Regions from separate parts of the Homo sapiens genome. Here region 2 is linked to region 1. Evidence: read pairs that join two places in POLR2A ChIA-PET (ENCODE). Cell type or tissue: HepG2. All regions are shown on one strand. Each heading gives the region's core, and the rest is flanking DNA. Links, peaks and the distances in the headings are about the cores only. Region 1 overlaps BTBD16 (BTB domain containing 16). Region 2 has its middle 19 kb from the start of ATE1.

What was found. Peaks named below come from ENCODE experiments on the same cell type or tissue, not always from the same donor. Only the 100,000 strongest peaks of a DNase experiment are listed, where the experiment ranks them.
Region 2: POLR2A ChIA-PET joins it to region 1 with 7 read pairs; 2 of 35 experiments call an interaction of 5 or more read pairs at or near these places.

Annotation. Positions count from the first base shown.
Region 1 is chr10:122,301,663-122,307,047 of GRCh38, forward strand. All of the region lies in intron 9 of BTBD16 (BTB domain containing 16), which reads left to right. Among named protein-coding and RNA genes, the nearest start is that of BTBD16, 33 kb to the left of the region's middle. In HepG2, for the core only: no CTCF peak of the experiment used is centred there; DNase peaks (open chromatin) are centred at 2,159 and 2,749.
Region 2 is chr10:121,943,871-121,949,255 of GRCh38, forward strand. It overlaps the pseudogene ATE1OSP. Among named protein-coding and RNA genes, the nearest start is that of ATE1, 19 kb to the left of the region's middle. In HepG2, for the core only: no CTCF peak of the experiment used is centred there; no DNase peak of the experiment used is centred there.

The DNA.
Region 1 (5,385 bases), core at 117-5,116:
GGGTGCTTGTGAGTTTCAGGCTGCTGGCCGGTGGATTTGGCACCATGACCCACAGCTGTTTCAGAATGCACCTTTCTCCAACTAACATTTTGGTGTGTGCTGTGTGCTATGTGCACTCTCCCTTTCTATCCCCACCACCCCACGTGGTGGTCACAGTTATTATCCCTGATATAAGAGGGCTAACGATGGGCAGGGCAGGGCCTCCACTGGCTCCAAAGTCCACGTCTTGCCCTGTGTGCTGCACCCCTCGTCGTTGGTCATGGAGGCCAAGGCTACCAGCAACTAAAAGGACATAGTGAGAACCGAGTGGTCCCAAGGAGTCACGTGGCCCCGGAGTGGGATGTGTGGAAATGCAGACTCCAAGGTCAGGGGTGGAGTGGCCCTTGGCTTGACTTATCAGCCCCTCCAGCTGTGGGGCCAATTCCCTGTTTGTGGTCACATGTGTTTGGAACAACGTCCATTTCTCAGCAGATGCTGCAGCTTCTGGGCCATTCAGCCGTCTCCATCTGAAGTCCCTCGAGCTCATCTTCCTTCAGCTTTTGCTTTCCATTTTGTAAACCACCTGGGGTAAAATATGCAACAGTTTTCCTGACCTCCTGGGCCTCCAGTCTAAATTTATTTGCCTGGCATTTGGTTTCCAGTTAATTTTCTTCTTATAGGTCACTGTTGGGTTACACTGTTCTGCTAACTCTAATATTAAGAAGCTTTCATTCCAAGTTCTGTTTTTCTGGAAGCCAAGCTGCTCATGGACTTAGGAGGATGGAGACCTCAGAGCACTGTCTAGCTCCCATCTCAACAAAAGACTACCTTGCGACCAGGGGCACTGTATCCCTGTGTCTCCAATTCTCCCTGACTTCCCGCCTATAACCCGAGAAGTCTCGAGGTCTCAGGAATTCCCTAAGAAGAGCTATGCATGTCCTCCTTGTTGCATCTGTCCCATGGCTTTGCCCTCCAGCATGGGACAAGGTTCCTATGGGTGTCTGGGACACCCCTGGGCACCCATCTCAAATATAATAGTTCCTGAATCCAATGCTTTTTTAGCTAACACTAACAATACCCACCAATTATTCAGCTATATACAGTTGTTGTTGTATAGAGAATATTCTGAGTGAGTTACCCAGACTGATTCCTATAGCAACCTAATGAGATGGATACTGTTGGTGTTTCTTGCCTGTGGAATAGAGATGATAGGAAATGACGGGATCAGCTGAAGGTCTCCTCATGCAACATGAGAGTTGGGATTTGAACCCACGTCTGAGTGGCCTAAAGCCTGTGGTCATTACCAGCTCACTGACGTGCTCTGCATGAGGCCTTCTTTTTCCTTATTGATGGTCAAGAACAATAGGAATATTAATATTTTTACTGTTAAAAAAAGTATATCTCCTTGTAGTTTCTGAAAAAAAAGTATAAAGGTAGAATTATAATACAAAACACAATTGTACTCATCTCCCCAAATGAACGAATATTAATATTTTGTCTTAAATTGAGAAATCAAACATTTCCAATGAAGCAGAAGTCGCCTATGTTTCCCTCCCAGTCCCATTCCCTTCCTCATTTCTGCCTCCTTCCCCTCCTAAAGACAATTAAACCACTGTTAGGAACTTGTGCAGATTTAATCTATGTAATTTTACTCTTACCACATGAATAATATTGCTTTAAAAGATTTAAACTTGAAATACATGTTCTCATCGTGATTGTAACGTTCTGCAACTTATTCACTTACATCGTGTGTTGTGTTCTCTCCATGTTGATATTTGCATATCTAATGAGCATTTAAAATTTTAATTGTAAAGGGTTCTATTGAATGAATGCACAACGATCTCTTTTCACTCCCTTCCTAATGGCCTTTTGTTTTGTTTTGTTTTGTTTGTTTGCTGTGACAAGCGATGGAGCAGTGGGCATCCTTGTTCATATCTTACTCACATGGTCATGGCTTTCTCTATGGTCTACATACGAAAGAGGACTTTTATTGTTTATATATAATTTTCTCAGTGAAAAATAGAGGACAGTGTCTTATGAAAAGCATTTTTTTCCCCTAAAGAACAATTACCATTTACATTCCAATGGCTGCTAGCGAGTGCCAGTAAACACACATGGTACAGCCCATAGAGGGAGGTTCAAGTCCCTGTGGGTTCTGTCTTGATTGAGGCCATCAGAGCTCTTAGGTAAATGAAAAGGTGTGTGAATGTCTTTGGTGTGGTTATCTGTTGCACAAACGAATACTTTCAGGTCTGATATTGACCTAAAGACAGAGGAATTTACTTTAATAATTATGCTTCATAAATAATAGAACCAGGATTCTGATTCGTGGAGCTCCCAAGGACTCCCCCATGTTGCTGCTAGCCCCTCTTTAGTGAGACCTCAAAGGGCCTTCTGGGCTTGAGGACCTCAGGTGTGGAGTCTACACTGGAAATCACACCACTTCGCCAGCCCAGCTGACAAAGTTCTTCACAGGGACATCATACCAAGTGCTCTGAGGAGAGTCTCCCCTTCCGGCCTCACGATGATTGCCAGATGGTGACAAACTTGGTCCTGTCTGGCCAGAGTCAAAGTCCATGCATTTGTAGGTGGCCTGAAAACCAAAGGAGAGGAAAGAGACAGTTTTACTCTGTTCAGAAATAGCATGAGAGGTGGGTGACATTTTCATTGTCCTTTAGAGTCACGGTTTGTCTTTGGTGCCACCCACCATAACCACATAGAGTGGTTGAATGTGGAAGCGGTGATGTATTTTAAGGCCAGGGTGCAATGTCCATGGTCAGAGACTGAAAATGTCAACGGGTTTAAGAAATGTTGAAATGGCTCCATAGATAACCATCAGAGGCTACTAGAGAAGGGGGTTGGGAGATAGCCACACTTACAGAGCTGACATTACGGGGTAGCAGGTATTCTTTTTTTTTTTTTTTTTTTTTTGAGACAGAGTCTCCCTATGTCGCCCAGGCTGGAGTGCAGTGGCGTGATCTCTGCTCACTGCAAGCTCTGCCTCCCAGGTTCACGCCATTCTCCTGCCTCAGCCTCCTGAGTAGCTGGGACTCAGGCGCCTGCCACCATGCCCGGATAATTTTTTGTATTTTTAGTAGAGACGGGGTTTCATCATGTTAGCCAAGATGGTCTTGATCTCCTGACCTCGTGATCTGCCCGCCTCGGCCTCCCAAAGTGCTGGGATTACAGGTGTGAGCCACTGCGCCTGGCCAGCAGCTATTCTTTGGCAATGCTCATTTATGGAGGAGAGGCCTCATGCTGCAGCAGGTACTGCACAGGCTCTGGAGCTAGGACCTGACCCTGCCACATATCCATAAGAGCTTCCATCCGCTGAGCATGTCATGATGTGCCAGGCACTGTACTAAGCACTTTGTATGTATGCAGTCAGTAGAATGATGGCCCCACAGATGTCCACATCTCACTGGCTGGAACCTGTGAATATGTTGGGTTGTATGGCAAAGGAAACTAAGGCTGCAGATGGAACTAAGGTCAGTAATCAGCTGATTCTTTTCTTTCTTTCCAACTTTCATTTTAGGTTCAGGGGTACATGTGCAGGTTGTACATGAGTAAATTGCATGTCACAGGGATTTGGTGTACAGATAATTTTGTCACCCAGGTGATCAGTATAATATCCTTGATATAGTTTAGATGTGTGTCCCCACCAAATCTCACATTGAATTGTAATCCCCAGTGTTGGAGATGGGACCTGGTGAGAGGTGATTGGATCATGGTGGTGGATTTCTCACTAATGGCTTAGCACCATCCTCTTGGTGCTGTTCTCCTGATAGTGAGTGAGTTCCCTTGAGATCTGGTCATTTCAAAGGGTGTGGCACCTCCTGCCTTGCTCTCTCCTGCTCTTGCTCTGGCTGTGTGACATCCTCCTCCCCCTTTACCTTCTGCCAAGATGGTAAGTTTCCTGAGGCCTCTCCAGAAGCCAAGCAGATGCCAGCATCATGCTTCCTGTACAGCCCATGGAACTGTGAGTCAAGTAAACCTCTTTTCTTTACAAATTACCCAGTCTCAGATATTTCTTTGTAGCAATTCAACAACAGAACAGTACAACCCTATACATAGTTTTTCAATCCTCGCCCTCTTCCTACCCACCACCATCAGGTAGGCCCTGTGTCTATTGTTCCCTTAATGGTGTCCATGTGTACTCAATGTTTAAGCTCCCACTGACAAGTGAGAACATGCAGTATTTAGTTTTCTATTCCTGTGTCAATTTGCTTAGGATAATGGCCTCCAGCTCTACCCATGTTGCTGCAAATGACATGCCTTCACTCTTTTTCATGGCTGTATAGTATTTTATGGTGTATATGTACCATGGTTTCTTTACCCAGTCCACCACTGATGGGCACCTAGGTTGATTCCATGTCTTTGCTATTGTGAATAGTGTCCGCGGGCTTTAAAATGAGGAGCTTATTCTAGATGACCTGGGTGGGCCCATGGTGATCACAAGGACCTTGTAAATGTGAAGAGGGAAGCCAAAGAGTCAGAACCATAGAGAGATTTGAAGATGCTGAACTGCTGACTTGAAGACTGAGAAAAGGGCCATAAGCAAAGGAATGTGGGTGGCTTCTAGGTGCTGGAAAAGGCAAGGAAACAATTCTCCCTTGAGCCTCTAGAAGGAACACAGCTCTGCTGACAACTTGATCTTACCTTGTTTGGTACTTCTGACCTCCAGAATGATGAGAAAATAAATTCGTGTTGTTTCGAACCACTTGGTTTGTGACAATTTGTTATTGGAGCGATAGGAAACTCATCCACTCACCTCATCCACTCTGTACCACTCTCCTCTGAGCAGCTGCTGTGATCACACTTTCACAGATGAGGACATTGCAGCTGCGGGGCAGTTAAGCAACTCACAGGAGGTTCCACAGCCAGTCTGGTGAGGAACTGAGATTCTAACCTGCCCTATACCCAGGTCTGAGCCCAGAATTGTGTGACCTTGGATAAGTTATTCAGGTTTCAGCCCTCAATCATGGCCAGAGCTAAGGTGAAGTGAGTGAGGCACCTTGGTGCGAAATTTAAGGGAGCATGAAAAAACTTAGTCATCGAGATGCAGTCTATTTTAGTGTAATATATTAGAATTAAAATTGATGCCAAAAAATGCCATGATGAACAAAACACTAAAATTTTAAATAAATGTAGGGTTAATCTCAATTTCTACATCTATAAAAGTAAGGACTATATCCTAACTTTGCAGGATGGTTGTGTGGAATTAAATGAAAAAATCTACAGAAAACATCTTGGGAACACCTGGCACATAGTAAGAGCTCATTAAATGACGATCATTGTTTTGCGGGGCACAGAGGGTGGGTGAAAACACAGGCCCTAGTGTCAGGCTGCTGAGATTCAAATCCTAGCTCTGCCATTTCCCAGTTGAGTGGCCTTGAGTAAGCTGTT
Region 2 (5,385 bases), core at 220-5,219, 360 kb before region 1:
TCTTGTCAGAAAAGAGAAACAATTTACAACATAGTACTTAAATAAAAAGTAATTTTAGGTCCGTGTGATTTTCTTTATATAAGTGTTATTTTAATTTAAGCTGATTACTTAAAGGGAGGCTTACACTCAGGACTGCATATTTTTCTTTATCAAAAAAGAGGCTTCTCTTTTTTCACATGAGGGTAAATAAGAGGCTGCCTTTTAGCACTTCACACAATGCCTGACTCTTAGCCAATGAATGAAAGGGGCTTGTGGTATCCTATGGTCCCGTCAGGTCATAGATGTATAAGAATTTTGGCTGAATTAATATCACATGAGTTTGAAATCTGAGTGACATGGTTTTTATCAATTTTAAAATGGTGTTATGTTTGGTTTGGAGATCAAGTTAATATAAAATGTAGAATGAAACGTAATTTAATGCTTTTGAACCATTACATGACCTGATGTTTGAAATTCTTTTCTAAAGCATAAAATACATGTATTGTTTGTTTGTTTGTTAATTGAGATGGAGTCTCACTTTGTTGCCCAGGCTGCAGTGCAGTGGTGTGATCTCAGCTCACTGCGACTTCTGCCACCCAGGTTCAAGCGATTCTCGTGCCTCAGCTTCCTGAGTAGCTGGGACTACAGGCACGTGCCACCACGTCTAGCTAATTTTTTGTTTTGTTTTGAGACAGAGTCTCGCTCCATCGCCCAGGCTGGAGTGCAGTGGTGTCATCTCCACTCACTGCAAGCTCCGCCTCCTGGGTTCACGCCATTCTCCTGCCTCAGCCTCCTGAGTAGCTGGGACTACCCACTACCACACTCCGCTAATATTTTGTATTTTTAGTAGAGATGGCGTTTCACCATGTTAGCCAGGATGGTCTCAATCTCCTGACCTCGTGATCCGCCTGCCTCGGCCTCCCAAAGTGCTGGGATTACAGGTGTGAGCCACCGCGCCCGGCCATGTATTTACTTTTATAGCTATTTATGAATATTATTTTGGGGGGCTATAGTTTTTTTTGGTTTTGTTTTTTTGGGTTTTGGGGTTTTTTTTTTTTTTTTTTTTTTTAGACAGGGTCTCACTCTGTTGCCCAGGCTGGAGTGAGTGGCGCCATCTTGGCTCACCAACAGGAGGCTACTCAGCCTTCTGACTAGCTGAGATTACAGGCATGCGTCACCATGCCCCGCTAATTTTGTATTTTAAGTAGAGACAAGGTTTCTCCATGTTGGTGAGGCTGGTCTCAAACTCCTCGACCTCAGGTGATCCGCCAGCCTCGGCCGCCCAAAGTGCTGGGATTATAGGCGTGAACCACCGAGCCCGGCCTAAATTTTTTTTTGTAGAGATAGAAGTCTCACTCTGTTGCTCAGGATGGACTTGAATCCCTGGGCTCAAGTGACCCTCCCGCTTGGCCTCCCACAGTGCTGGGATTATAGGCATAAATCATCACATCTGGCTGGGCTACAGTCTCAATTACTTCTCTGCACATGGCACATTTCGGGAGGGACAGATTTAATTCCTAAGAATCCAGGTAATTAATTACTGTATTTTTTCCTTTTCACATTTTTTTTTTAAGATGGAGTCTCGCTCTGTTGCCCAGGCTGGAGTGCAGTGGCGCAGTCTTGGCTCATTGCAACCTCTGCCTCCCAGGTTCAAGCAATTCTTGCACCTCAGCCTCCCAAGTAGCTGGGATTACAGGCGCACACCACCACGCCTGTCTACCTTTTTGTATTTTTAGTAGAGTTGAGGGTCTCACCATGTTGGCCAGACTGGTCTCGAACTCCTGACCTCAGATGATCTGCCCACCTCGGCCTCCCAAAGTGCTAGGATTACAGGCATGAGCCACCACGCCTGGCCCACATTTGTTTTAAAGAACTAGAGATGTCTCAATGGGCTACACGATGACTTTGGATGAATGCGGCTTGCATACATGGTAGAGAGTATCTTGAAGTGAATAGACAGAATCATTTTCATTCATTTGTACTTCAATACTGGTATTTTTTTTGCTTCCTATTTTTTTGGAGACAGAGTGTCATGCTGTCGCCCAGGCTGGAGTGCAGTGGCGCAGTCTTGGCTCATGGCAGCCTCCGGCTCCCAGGTCCAAGAGGTTCTCTTGCCTCAGCCTCCCGAGTAGCTGGAACTACAGGTGCGCATCACCATGCTCAGCTAATTTTTGTATTTTTTAGTAGAGATGGGGTTTCACCATATTGGCCGGGCTGTTCTCGAACTCCTGACCTCATGGTCTGCCCACCTCGGCCTCCCAAAGTGCTGGGATTACAGGTGTGAGCCACTGCGCCTGGCCATATATTTACTTTTTGTAACTATTTATGAATATGATTTTGGGTGTTTGTTTTTGTTTTTGTTTTTGTTTTGAGACAGAGTCTCACTCTGTTGCCCAGGCTGGAGTGTAGTGGCACAATCACGGCTCACTGCAGCCTTGACCTCCCAGGCTTAAGCAATCCTTCCACTTCAGCCTCCCAAGTAGCTGGGACCCCAGGCATGCCACCAAGCCTGGCCAATTTTAAATTTTTCTTTTTTCTTGAGATGGAATTTTGCTCTTGTTGCCCAGGCTGGAGTGCAATGGCACAATCTTGGCTCACTGCAACCTCTGCCTCCTGGGTTCAAGCAATTCTCCTGCCTCAGCCTCCTGACTAGCTGGGATTATAGGCATGCACCACCATGCCCGGCTAATTTTGTATTTTTAGTAGAGACAGGGTTTCACCATGTTGGTCAGGCTGGTCTCGAACTCCCGACCTCAGGTGATCCGCCAGCCTCAGCCTCCCAAAGTGCTGGGATTACAGTCATGAGCCATTGAGCCTGGCCTAAATTTTTTTTTGTAGAGATAGAAGTCTCACTATGTTGCTCAAGATGGTCTTGAACCTGTGGGCTCAAGTGACCCTCCCACTTGGCCTCTCAAAGTGCTGGAATTATAGGCATAAACCACCACATCTGGCTGGGCTACAGTCTGAATCACTTCTCTGCACATGGCACATTTTGGGAGGGACAGATTTAATTCCTAAGTAAGAATCCAGGTAATTAATTACTGTATTTTCTCCTTTTCACATTTGTTTTAAAGAACTAGAGATGTCTCATTGGGCTACATGATGACTTTGGATGAATGCAGCTTGCATACATGGTAGAGAGTATCTTGAAGTGAATATACAGAATCATTTTCATTCATTTGTATTTCAACATTTCAACACTGGTACCTTTTTTGCTTCCTGCTTCCTCCTTTTTTTTTTTTTTTTTTTTTTTTGAGACAGAATGTCACTCTGTCACCCCAGCTGGAGTACAGTGGCGTGATCTTGGCTCACTTCAGCCTCTGCCTCCCGGGTTCAAGTGATTCTCCTGCCTCAGCCTCCCGAGTTGCTGGGACTACATGCACGCACCACCATGCCTGGCTAATTTTTGTATTTTTTAGTAGAGACAGGGTTTCACCATATTGCCCAAGCTGGTCTCGAACTCCTGACCTTGTGATCCACCCGCCTCAGCCTCCCAAAGTGCTGGCATTACAGGCGTGAGCCACTGTGCCCGGCCTGCTTCCTATCTTTAAAGACCAGTTATCAACATAAATAATATGTGACTAAAAATATATTAAAGTGTGTTAAAGCTAAAACCTCCCCAGCATTAGTATTTAGCTGAGTGACACCCCAGCTAAGTGATGATGAGGCCACATGACTAAGCCAATTGCCCACTCACCCAGCCTCCTCCAACTACTGTGAATATGCATACAGCATCCTCTCCAAGGGTTTACACTGATTCCATTTCCATGGAGAATACTCAACATATATGCCAAAGAAAAGCAAATCAGATGCTTTCATTGCCTTTTACATTGTTTTCTCTGCACTGAGATGGGATGCCTGTGCCTGTTGAAACACAGCCCCTTTTAGCTTCTCTCTCTGACCATTCAGCCCAGCTTACACTGAGTGAAGCCCATTCCCTGCCAACCATACTATGTCTTCACATACTGCCTCACAGTAGTCTCAGTCTAGGATAGCGATGACACACAGAAAAGCTTGTGACTGCTTCTGGTTGCCTTAGAAATCAGCCCAAGGCATCCTGAAGGATCAATAGTAGGTAGCTGAAAGTCTGAAAGAGGGTCAGAAACTTTAATGTCTGGAAAACAGTGCTTTGCAGAATAGAGAATGAGTGATTAGAACATGGGAGAGCAGACACTGAGAGTTGGAGAGAGAGGAGCAAAGATGTATATAAAGCTGGCAATTGATAGGGCAATGGTGGAAGCAAAAGGCGTCATAACAGCATGAGGCAGTGACTCAAGGTGCTATGAGGAGGAAGTGGAACGGGACTAGCGAAGGATCAACAAACAGGATCTGAGTCTTTGGTGACAGACTCCGAATGATTGAGGCTGAGTGCAGAGGAACAGTAGGTATTATTTTCCTGCTATTTTGGGCAAGAGAATATTCAGCTATCTGAGAATAAGTATAGCCCAAGGATGAAAATGATGAGCTCTGGAGTCATGTAGGCACATATCTTGACTCTGAAACTACTCCTGGGGCCTTTGACAAGTCATGAAACCTCTCATAGCCTCAGTCCCTTTGCTAAGATTAGGGGATAATAAAGACCTATCTCATAAGACTGTTTGGAAGGCTAAGTAAAATAATCCATTTAAGTTCATAGTGTAATGCCTAGTGTATACTAAACTCAATAAATGTTGCTATGGAAACAATATAAGAACCTCTTAGAAAAGAAAAATATAAAACAGTATTATGAGTCTGTCTTTTTAAGAAATTAGCTTTATTAATACTTACTAGACAAATAGTCTTTTGTTTTTTCCAGTTCTGTCTTACAAAATCTTTCCCTTATTTTGCTAAGAGAAACCAAAGAAAACAAAATATTTATAACGCAGGTTGTTAAACATAGAACCTATTTACTAACTAATCAGATTAAGAAGAGGTCTCCAGGATGCTTAAACATGACTGTTCTCTATCCTAAGTAACATATTTCTCAGCTATATTTTTCTGCATTAAATTTTAAAAAACTTTTGTCATACAGTTTTATTACCAGTTTAAAATGTAAACCTTTGTCAAGAATCATGAAAGATGTTAGATAGCTGTTGTTGGAAATTAATGACAGCTTATAAATTATATTGCTTGCTAATAACTTTGCACATAACTGCACTTAAAATGTACATACCAACTTTTGCTTGTTTTCTTGTACTTACCGACTTTGAAAACTTTTCTCATCAAAGCTAAGTTCTTTGTCCTAGCAATAATATACAAAAACAGTGGTTTGTGATATTTGAAATAGCAATATGGTCTTCTCTGTCCAGTGTTAATATAAAGGTACTTCTGACAGTTTCAGCCCCAAACAAAATGCGGCTCTCTTTGTTTATTCAAATTTTATCAGAGTGCATTCCTTCCTTCCTTCGGGCAAAGACAGAAGTTAAA